Regions from separate parts of the Homo sapiens genome. Here region 2 is linked to region 1. Evidence: read pairs that join two places in POLR2A ChIA-PET (ENCODE). Cell type or tissue: IMR-90. All regions are shown on one strand.

What was found. ChIA-PET counts read pairs that join two places held together with the same protein. Peaks named below come from ENCODE experiments on the same cell type or tissue, not always from the same donor. Only the 100,000 strongest peaks of a DNase experiment are listed, where the experiment ranks them.
Region 2: POLR2A ChIA-PET joins it to region 1 with 22 read pairs; 3 of 35 experiments call an interaction of 5 or more read pairs at or near these places.

The regions. Positions count from the first base shown.
Region 1 is chr4:143,457,879-143,462,878 of GRCh38, forward strand. It overlaps GAB1 (GRB2 associated binding protein 1), which reads left to right. Exons shown (of 10, transcript NM_002039.4): 7 at 1,507-1,600; 8 at 2,486-2,609. Among named protein-coding and RNA genes, the nearest start is that of SMARCA5, 53 kb to the right of the region's middle. In IMR-90, no CTCF peak of the experiment used is centred here; no DNase peak of the experiment used is centred here.
Region 2 is chr4:143,390,027-143,395,026 of GRCh38, forward strand. The region is part of intron 1 of GAB1 (GRB2 associated binding protein 1); the gene reads left to right. Among named protein-coding and RNA genes, the nearest start is that of MIR3139, 49 kb to the left of the region's middle. In IMR-90, no CTCF peak of the experiment used is centred here; a DNase peak (open chromatin) is centred at 2,065; H3K27ac peaks cover 917 bases.

The DNA of each region.
Region 1 (5,000 bases):
AAATAAAACTTTCCTGCACATTATTTCTAAAGTGAATGCTTCCCATAATACACAATGAGTCTACTTACTCTGCCATTAACAACAGCATGTTAAATATTTGATAATATGTGATATTCAGACTTGTCCTTTTGCATTATTCTTTTAACTTTGTAGACAACATTTTATCCTTTCAGTTTGTGAACTGTTTGTGATTTTCTGTTGTCTTCTGTCTTTATGTATATGTGTTCTGTTCTGAGACAGAATAAAGAATCATTTCCATGGATTAATTGTGCCATTATTTAAAAACTGACAGCTAAACTGCTATTAGCCTTTGGGTGTCAAAAAGTAAAACATTAACAGTTAAAGAAATACTTTCACTCAGCGGAATATTCTGTATGTTTCTATTTTAAGAATATAGACAAGCAAAATGGTTTCAGCTCAAATTAGTAAGTTAATTTGGTCTTCATTATATGTGAGTTGACAAAATACTTATGAGCCTCAATGCGTATGGTCCTTTAAAATGACCATTCATTTTATAGTGTAATGGTAACTATGCCATAACATACATGGACAAAGACTATAAATAAATCTCAAAGATGAAATTTTTTGTTAAGAGTGGCAGAATGAAACATAACTGAAATATTTACCTAACATGTTTAGGTAGTCTCCTAAAATATCTAGTATTAAATAGTATTGTTTCAGTTCTTTTGCTCACTCTGTAAATTTCTGAAAAAATCTCAGTCTTGACTTTAAGAAAATGGCTAAGAACTCTGTGGTATATATTGGTTTAATTGTCTACTGCAATATGAGGTAAATAAAGATCACTTATAAATGAAAATTATTATTAGCATTTACTTAATTGTATATAATTTAGCAAGAGATTTGTTGCTTAAATTACACTAACAATTTGAAGTAAAATAATTATGGCCTTTTTTCAGAGCGGAGTTTGGATCTAAAGATACAAATATTGTTTCGTTTTGTTTGTTTCCAGACTGTGCATGAATTATTTTAAAAGATTCGAACATTTTTTCAGTTTGGGGTTTTAACAAAGTTGTGTTTTTAATAGTTTCTATGCATCATTTTATATATATAGTTATATACTCCAATATTGAAGAAAAGGAATGATTTTACATAGATGATTAAATTTTCTTATTGAGTATGAAATTGGTGAAATAATTTATGAAATAATGAAACATATAAAGCAACCATAGAGGAACTGGGTCACATTACTCTTTATCTCATTTAGTTTATATTCATAAAATATGCACTTAGGCAACATGTTGTAATAGAGGTTTAGGCTTTGAGGTAACAATCATGAAACATCTGATTTAGCTTTTACCACTAATTACTTAGCTATGTAACCTTGGGCAAATCATGTAACATTCATGGACCTCATTTCACATGTGAAACTAGGTGGTCTTAGGTTTACTCTGGCTATCAAATATAAATAGAGTTACAGAGAGAGAATCTTGTTTGTTTTCCAAAGTTCTGTATACTAAAAATCTCTTTTTCTCTTTTTCTTTTCAGTCAAGCCAGCGCCTTTAGAAATAAAACCTTTGCCAGAATGGGAAGAATTACAAGCCCCAGTTAGATCTCCCATCACTAGGAGTTTTGCTCGAGAGTAAGTCCTTTGTCTAAAATATGTAGTTTGTATGAATAATGTGACTATCTAGAATTGTTCATTATCATGGAAAATATCTGGAATAGTGGTTCTCAATGGATGATCTGAAGAGCCCCCTTTTTGGGGGTTCTGTGAAGTCAAAACCATTTTCATTAATATATTAAGATGTTATTTTCTGTATTTTTTCTCCTTCTGAGTGTACAGTGGAGTTTTCCAGAGGCTACATGATAAGTGATGAGATCATTGTGACACCCAATAGAAATGTGTATTTGTGTATTACTTACGTTTTAAAAATATGTCTATTTTCATCTCTAATATGGCAAAATTAATAGATACAACTCATGTAAACAAAAATTTCTTGGGATTCTCAATAATTTTTAAGAGTGTAAAAGGTTTATGAAACCAAAAAGTACTGAGGACTACTAATCTTGAAAATATGGTAGTCTCTTGTGGAGATTATTTAACCGAGACTTATTTAAATGTATATAGGGAATTGAGAGGAATTTATGAAGTTACAAACCTATGTTGAACATATGTTCATGTTTCGTGTGTGTGTGTGTGTATATAGTTTTTAAAAAAATAGAAATTCTTAAGTCTTCCATTTTATATCTGTAACTTTCTACTTATCACCAAGTCACTGGCAGTGGTTTTTTTGTTTTACACAAAATATTTTGCTGTCCAAAATACACTTTTATAATACAATTATAAATATTAGTTATGTGTTTGTACACAAAAATTACATCATTATAAATGTGTACAATGAATGATTATAAACATAAGGGAATATTTCTGAAAGAATGCAGACTGTCTCTCATTTTTATTTGGGGAATAATTTTAGATATTTTTGTCAAGGCTTATGTTTGTGATGATAATTTCTGTAATTAGCTCTTCCAGGTTTCCCATGTCCCCCCGACCAGATTCAGTGCATAGCACAACTTCAAGCAGTGACTCACACGACAGTGAAGAGAATTATGTTCCCATGAACCCAAACCTGTCCAGTGAAGACCCAGTATGTAAAGTTTTAACTTTTCCCTTTCTGAGCAGCCCTTTTCAGTCATTCAAGCTAGAACTGTTCTGTCTATAAATTTTATCCTCGTATCTTTATATACTTAAGAAAAAGCAGTAAAAGACAACTTTTAAAAAGCTTATTAAAAATAATGTCATAAACTCTAAAACCAATAAAAGGTGAAAGTAAACTGTAAATGAGTTAAAAAAAAAAAGTTGCCTGGCACAGCAGCACAACCCTGTAGTTTCAGCTATTTGGGAGGCTGAGGTGGGAGGATCACTTGAGTCCTTGAGTCCAGCAGTTTGAGGCTAGCCTGCACAACATGTCACCCTGTCTCTAATTAGAAAAAAATTAAGTTTTCAGTTATATGTCATTTAAGAGATACTTGATTTTTTATACTCTTCAAGAAAATATACGGGCAGCATTTTATGATGCAATTCTCTAAGGCCATGTCACAGCACTCTAATGGTGAAATGGTCTTATAAGTAAGTAATATACCTTTAGATAGGTGTAAAGATTAAAGAAGACCTCTTATAAACATAACATGTTTGAGGTTGGCTATACTACCATAAAGCATGAGAATTTTCTAATGGTAGTGAGCATTTTGTTCCTCATAAATCAGGTAGTTGCCAGAAAATACTTCAAATGTTTAAGAATACAAACCAATTTTAATTTTTAAAAATATTTTGCTTTAGCTTTTCCTTAAGTCAGATTTAATGTTTGCTTTGTTATTTGTATTTTAGTTGATAAGTATATCCATTAGGATTAAGTTCCCCTCTGAGTAAAAGAAAATAAATATTTGTGACTCAAGAGAGAAGTTTCTTTCTTTCTCATGGAAAAGTCTAGAGAGAGTCAATCCAAGGCTGTTGTGGCAGCTCTGTTCCATAGAGTCTTCAGGGATTCAGACCTTTTCCAGCTCTCCAGTCTGCTTTCCTTGGGTGTGGCACATATGCTCATTGGACAAGATGATGCTCCAGCCAGCAGAGTGACATTCCAACTCCAGGTGGAGGAAAGAGAGAAAAAGAAGGGTACAGCCCAACTGCCTCATAAGGACAGTACCTCGAAACTGCTTTATAGAAACCATTAACCAGAACTTAGCCTGTGTGGCCACACTTAGACACAAAGGAGCTAGAAAACATAGACTTAGATCCGAGGAACAGTGGGCCCACCTAAAAATCCCATGCATATGGGAGAGGGGAGAGCAGGTATTGAGGGACAATCAGACCATATCTTCCAGGATAAGCAAATACCTGATGTCAAAATTTAGAATGAGTAACACTTTAGTGGCCCTATATTATTTAAAACAGCCCTATTTAGAGGTATAAAATATAAAGCCCAATTCTGTCAATGAATTGGTTTTTCATCCTTAATAGACTTTAGGCAGAACCAGCTTTCTTAAAACTATATATTGTCAGGAAACATAATTCAGTGATATGAAAAACTTGATTTTGTGCTTAAATTAATTAACTTTAAAATATTACCAAATTTAGCCAGGCACAGTGGCATGTGCCTGTAGTCCCAGCTACTCAGGAGGCTGAAGCAGGAGGATCTCTTGAGCCTAGTTCACACCTAGCCTGGGCAACATAGCGAGACCTCATCTATAAAAATTTTTAAATATCAAATTTATAAAGTATTCAAAAATAATATAATCAATATATCAATAATGTTTTCACTGATTTTTCAAGGCAGGGCAATTTTTAGACACTTTTGCTTTTGTATTCACTATTTTTCAATTTGAGTGGAGTTCTATTATTATTATTTAAGTTAATTAGTTTTCCTCAGTATAGTAAGTTGACTCTAGTAAAACTCTAAATCCTAAATTCTCGGTCAGAGTAGATATTGTCACCTATTTTCAACTTTGGGTAGTTGAGTGAACTGTTTTCTTATCGTAAAGTAATTAGAGTATTTTCTGAGGTACTAAAGAGTGTGTCTTTTTGCCCAAAATAGTAAATAGCCATAAAAATTTTGGAAAGTCCCATATAATAGGAAAGTTTAAAAATGTGATTTGTCATGGGTGTTAGATGAAGGGAAAAGATGAAAAAGAAGAGCATTACAATCAGAAATCAAAGGAAATCAAAATACAATTTTTTTTTTTTACACCTAATGACAGTAAGCCAGAAAGGTGCTTTTACTTGCCACCAATAGAGGTGTCTAAATAAACACAATGTGGTGAATTTCTTTTTTTTTTTATTTGGAGACAGATTCTCTTTCTGTCACCTAGGCTGGAATGCAGTAGCGCGATCTCAACTCACTGCAGCCTCCACCTCCTGGGTTTCAAATGATTCTCCTGACTCAGCCTCTCGAGTAGCTGGGATTACAGGTTTGCGCCACCACACACGACTAATTTTTGTGTTTTTGGTAGAGACAGGGTTTCATCATGTTGCGCAGGATGGT
Region 2 (5,000 bases), 68 kb before region 1:
GGCTCTTTCATAATAAACATAATATTAGACACAGCCAAAGTAAGTTCATTTTGAATTAATAATCCAGTATTTCATAGTGCTGGTTCGAGGTACAGATCTAGGCCTTGTGTGCAACAGAATAGAATTTTAGAAGTAGAGTAAAAAGTTTCATCCACTAAGCTGTTTCTCATTGGCCTGCAGTCTGATTTCTTTCAAAGTTTTGGAGTTTAACACAAATTTAGGTGTTCAGCTAATAATAAGATTAAGGGTGTTTGTGGGCAAACCAAATATAATTTATATCCCTTAATTTTGAGCTCATAATGTTTCTGCTCTGGGTTTATAAGAGATACCACCGAAGAAAAATCTCAATTAGAGTGAGATAATTTGTAAAGTAATAAGTAGGGTTTTTTTTGTTTTTTTTTTTTAGGAAGCACACTAGTGTAGTGGTTAGGTTTTTGACTTTGCATCATAGAGACCTGCAGTTGATTATTTTACCAACCTCACTACTCTTTTGTCTCAACCCTCCAAATCTTTGTTTTTTCACCTGGAAACTGGGAATAGTAACAGTACTTTCCTCAGAGACTCATTAATAAGATAATTCATGTAAAACACCCAGAACAGTGCTACATAATAGTGTTCATACCAGTTATGATTAAGCCTATGCTGCTGGGCCAAAGAGCCCCCAAAATACAGTGAATTAAAGGGCATACAACTTTTTTTATATTGCTCATATAAAAGGGTAAGCATTCCAGGCTTGCAAAGAATCATGTTCTTTGCAGAAATTCAGGCACCCAGATTTCTTCCATCTTGTTGCTCCATGCTTCCTACATCTCAGGGTTCATCTACATAGTCAAAGATAGGTCGCAGGTATGTCTGTGTCCCAGCTTGAGGGGACAGGAAGAAGTGTGGAGGCAGCATGCGCAATGTCTTCATGCTCAGTCCTAGAGAAGGCACACATCATTGCCATGTACTTTGCACTGGGGAGAATTAAGTCACATGGCCGCCCACATCTGGCTGCCAGAGAGGCTGAGTGGTATAATTTCTACCTGGATGACCATGTGCTCAGTTACAATTCATTCATTGTGGAAGAACAGAAGAACAGATTTGGGTGAGCAGGTAATGGTCTGCCCCACAGTGCTTAATAAATGCAACCATTATGTATTTATTTAAAAATAACATTTCAAGTAACAGTCTAAATGTCTTTGTTCTGGGGAAGAGGAATCAAAGAGCTTCTGTAACACAGAATTTGTGCTACATAGCACATATCTCCCATAAGTGTTATTTTTATTTTTTGGAAGGGAGTCTTTTAAGTATTGAACTTCAAATCAAGGTAAACCTTGAGGGAGAAAAGAAAGAGTGGACAAAAAGCAGTAGAAGGGATGGGAATGTATTAAAAGGAATGAATGCTAATTAGCTATATGCTCTTCCTTCCTCTCAGCCAGCCATCTGGGCAACAAGAAAGGCTTACTACAGTTAGATAAATTTAACCCCTTCTCTGACCTGGCAAGGACAAAGTACACTGGCTTCTGAAGAAACTTTTTCTTGGGAGCAAGGTAGTTATTTCAAAGCACAGAAAAAGGCGGCGGGGGGCACAGAGAAGCACAGAGAAGCGGGGGCAGTTGCACAGGTAAAACATTCATCTTGGCTTTTCTTTTTAAAAGATAAACTTTGTCCCACGTAAAGAGGAAAACTGCATAGATATTCATTGAGATTATCTGATTTGTCACTGTTGCCAAAGAAAAAACAAAGGTAAAATACACGAGTTTCTGCATTCAGAAGAAAGTATTTCAGGTAAAAATTAACTATTAAGCAACTTTTCTCAGCAGAAGAAATGCCCAAATTCTTAAGGACAGCCAAGTTGTGAGTTAGAGAGCTAGTGTTATAACAGATATTTTTAAATACATATATGAATTACCTCCTTACGTTACTTTATTCTTGTGTTTTTAGCAACTGTTGAAAACAATTATAAGAAATGAAATAATGTCCTGAGCTGCCACATGGTATGTTTTAAAATCTGCGATTTTATTCTTGACAAGTAACATACACTACATGCTTTTGTGTGCAAGTAATGCTCAGATGTTTGATAACGGAGTGATCTTAAAGAGGAGGCATCTGTTTTTGTTTTTATAAGTAGTTCATTGCCTAACTACCAAAAATAGCTGCAGTTATTTTAAACAGATGGTCCCAAGTTAATAGGGAAGAAAGTAGAAGTGAGTCTATTTCCCCAGTTTTTATTTTTACCCCACAAAAATGGTAAAAATAATTAACAGTATATAATTTGAACAAATTCTATCAGAATGCTTTCTTCTAAGTTATTCTTTCTGAGAGAGGGGATTTGTCAATTGAAGTATATGATGTGGTGGAGTTGAAAGCCAATATAAATTGCTTAAATTTCTACTTTCTGATAGCGTTCATCAAAATGATTGCTGCATTGTTGAAATAGAGCTTTTGATTTTTAAAAGACAATTAAATTGTGGTAAGATACATGAAACCTACCAAAACTTACTTCAAAAGTTTTGAAGTCTTAAGAGGGTGGTAAGTGGTGGTGGTGACATGTTAAGAGTAGGACCTTGCCAGATGACCAGAAAGAATATGGGTTGATGACATTAATATTTTTATGATTTCTGAATTCCTCAGGAGTCCTAAGTTAATAGTTAATAACCTACTCTTTAGTTTCTGACATTGAAGATAATGAATATTTTGATAATGCAACAACGAATTTGTATTTATAAGGGACTTTGAAGAAGAATGCATTTGTGTGGTATACAGATGCTGTTACTATACATCAGTTTCAGTAGATTACAATAGTACTTGGGCCCAACTACTATCGTATATAGCTATCCATCTGTAAAGAAGATGGATATCTGAGGTTTTTTACTTCTGAAATACTAGGCTGTTAAAGCTTACTGAGATTTTTACTTTCTATTAGTGATAGCAGTACCTTTTTCATGTCTATGGGCTATATTTCCATGTATATGTCCACAAAGTACCTGCAGTTCTTTGATTTTGATTTTTGCATTTTCTTTACTGTTTCATGTGGACTATGGGCTGTAAGCTGCTTACATTGAATCTTTCAGTTTTGCTTCTGTCTGAATTTGTCTAGATGAAAAATACTAGACTGGCTCATATGAAATGATAAAATTGTAGACCAGGGTAGCAAACTATGGCCTGTGGGCCTGATACTGTTTAAGAAGGTTTTTCACATTTACAAAGGTTTTTTTTTTTAAAAAAAAAAAAAGAAAAAAAAAGAATATGAGACAGAAACCATGTGTGTAGCCTACAAAACCTAAAATATTTATGATCTGGCCCTTTACAAAAAGGTTTGCTGTCCTCTGTCATAGACAAATAGTACAGTGTTAAGTGGTTAAGGGCACAGGCTCTGGGTGAGGCCAGACTACTAGGTTCAGATCCTGGCTTTACTATTTCCAGTATGACCTAGTCAAGTTACTTAATGTCTTTGTGACTCGTTTTCTCATCTATAAATGGGAATAAATTACAGCCTACCTCATAGGGCTGTGATGAGGATTAAATTAATGTATAAAGTGCATAGAACAATGTCTGGTACTTAATGAGTATTCAATAAATGTTAATAATTGTTATTGCATTGGAAAAAATCTTGAAAGATCATGTAAACTAATTTTGGCTTTCCAGTGGTGAGTGTCCGCATTATTAAAGACCATTTTTCTGATTTCTGCATCAAGAGTGGAGGGTCATTTTCTTTTTAATGGTGCCTGCTTTACCCAAAAAAGAAAAGAGAGGCCCATAGTCAAATGTAAAAAAATGCTTGAAAACATAAAAAACTGTAACCACAGCTGCTTTTTAAGAAAAGGACAATCAAAGCTCTTTGAATTAAATGACACTTAAAAAACAGCACAAAGATCCTTTTACATACTTAGGACAAGCATAAGAAGAAATAAAGTGGAAATAAAAGATGTGGAAGATAATGTTAGAAGGAAGGGGAAACAGGAATGAGAAAGGTAGTCAGCAGCTGGGCGCTGTGGCTCACACCTGTAATCCCAGCACTTTGGGAGGCCAAGGCAGACAGATCAGGAGGTCAGGAGATCGAGACCATCCTGGCTAACACGGTGAAACCCTGTCTCTATTAAAAATACAAAAAAATTAGCTGGGCATGGTGGCACGTGCCTGTAGTCCCAGCTACTCAGGAGGCTGAGTCAGGAGAAACACTTGAACCCGGGAGGTGGATGTTGCAGTGAGCCGAGATCGTGCTACTGCACTCCATCCAGCCTGGGGGACAGAGTGAGACTCTGTCTCAAAACAAAACAAAAAAAAGGTAGTCAGCAGAAGAGGAGAAAGATTCGGATCAAAAGGGAAGCTGGAGGTTTTTCAAGGAAGTCCAGTGTTGACATCCCTCCTTCCCTTGGGAACCCACCTCAGTTAATCTGTGTGTCCAATTTAAATGCTTCCATTTGAAGAAAAGCCTGACTTGTTTATTTTCTATTGCAGAAATAAATTTTTATCATCAAGTAATATTAACTGAATATACATTATATGTAACTTGTGTTCCCTCAGAAAACTGATCACATGTATACAAAAGCATCATATTTTGTATCTTTATTTTTAGGTCAAGCAATTCTGTACCCCTTAGCCACTTAGTTTCATCATCATCATCAAACATTTTTTGGGTTCCTAAATATGTTTCTTCATGTTTAATACTTCTTTATTCTGCTTGTTCTTTCAAGTAGGGAAAGGACAAACTTAATTATTTACAAAATGTAGACGATGGTTAAAAAACAGGAAAAAAATTTAATGAAGTGTAATTCATTCTCTCTTTTTCCTTCTTTTGTACTCAGGTTGTTTATTCTGTTGATGGATATTGGACTGGAGTGATGAGTGTTCTAGGATGGGTATTTGATGATGCCAGGGGACTCAAGTAATGGCTTTGCATGAAGATTACACAGTAAAGCTGCACATTGATTACCTCATCTTATTAGCTGATGGAGATGTTTGAGAGGACAAGATTGCAGGGCTTTCAAGCCTGTACAGCTACCAGGATTTGATCC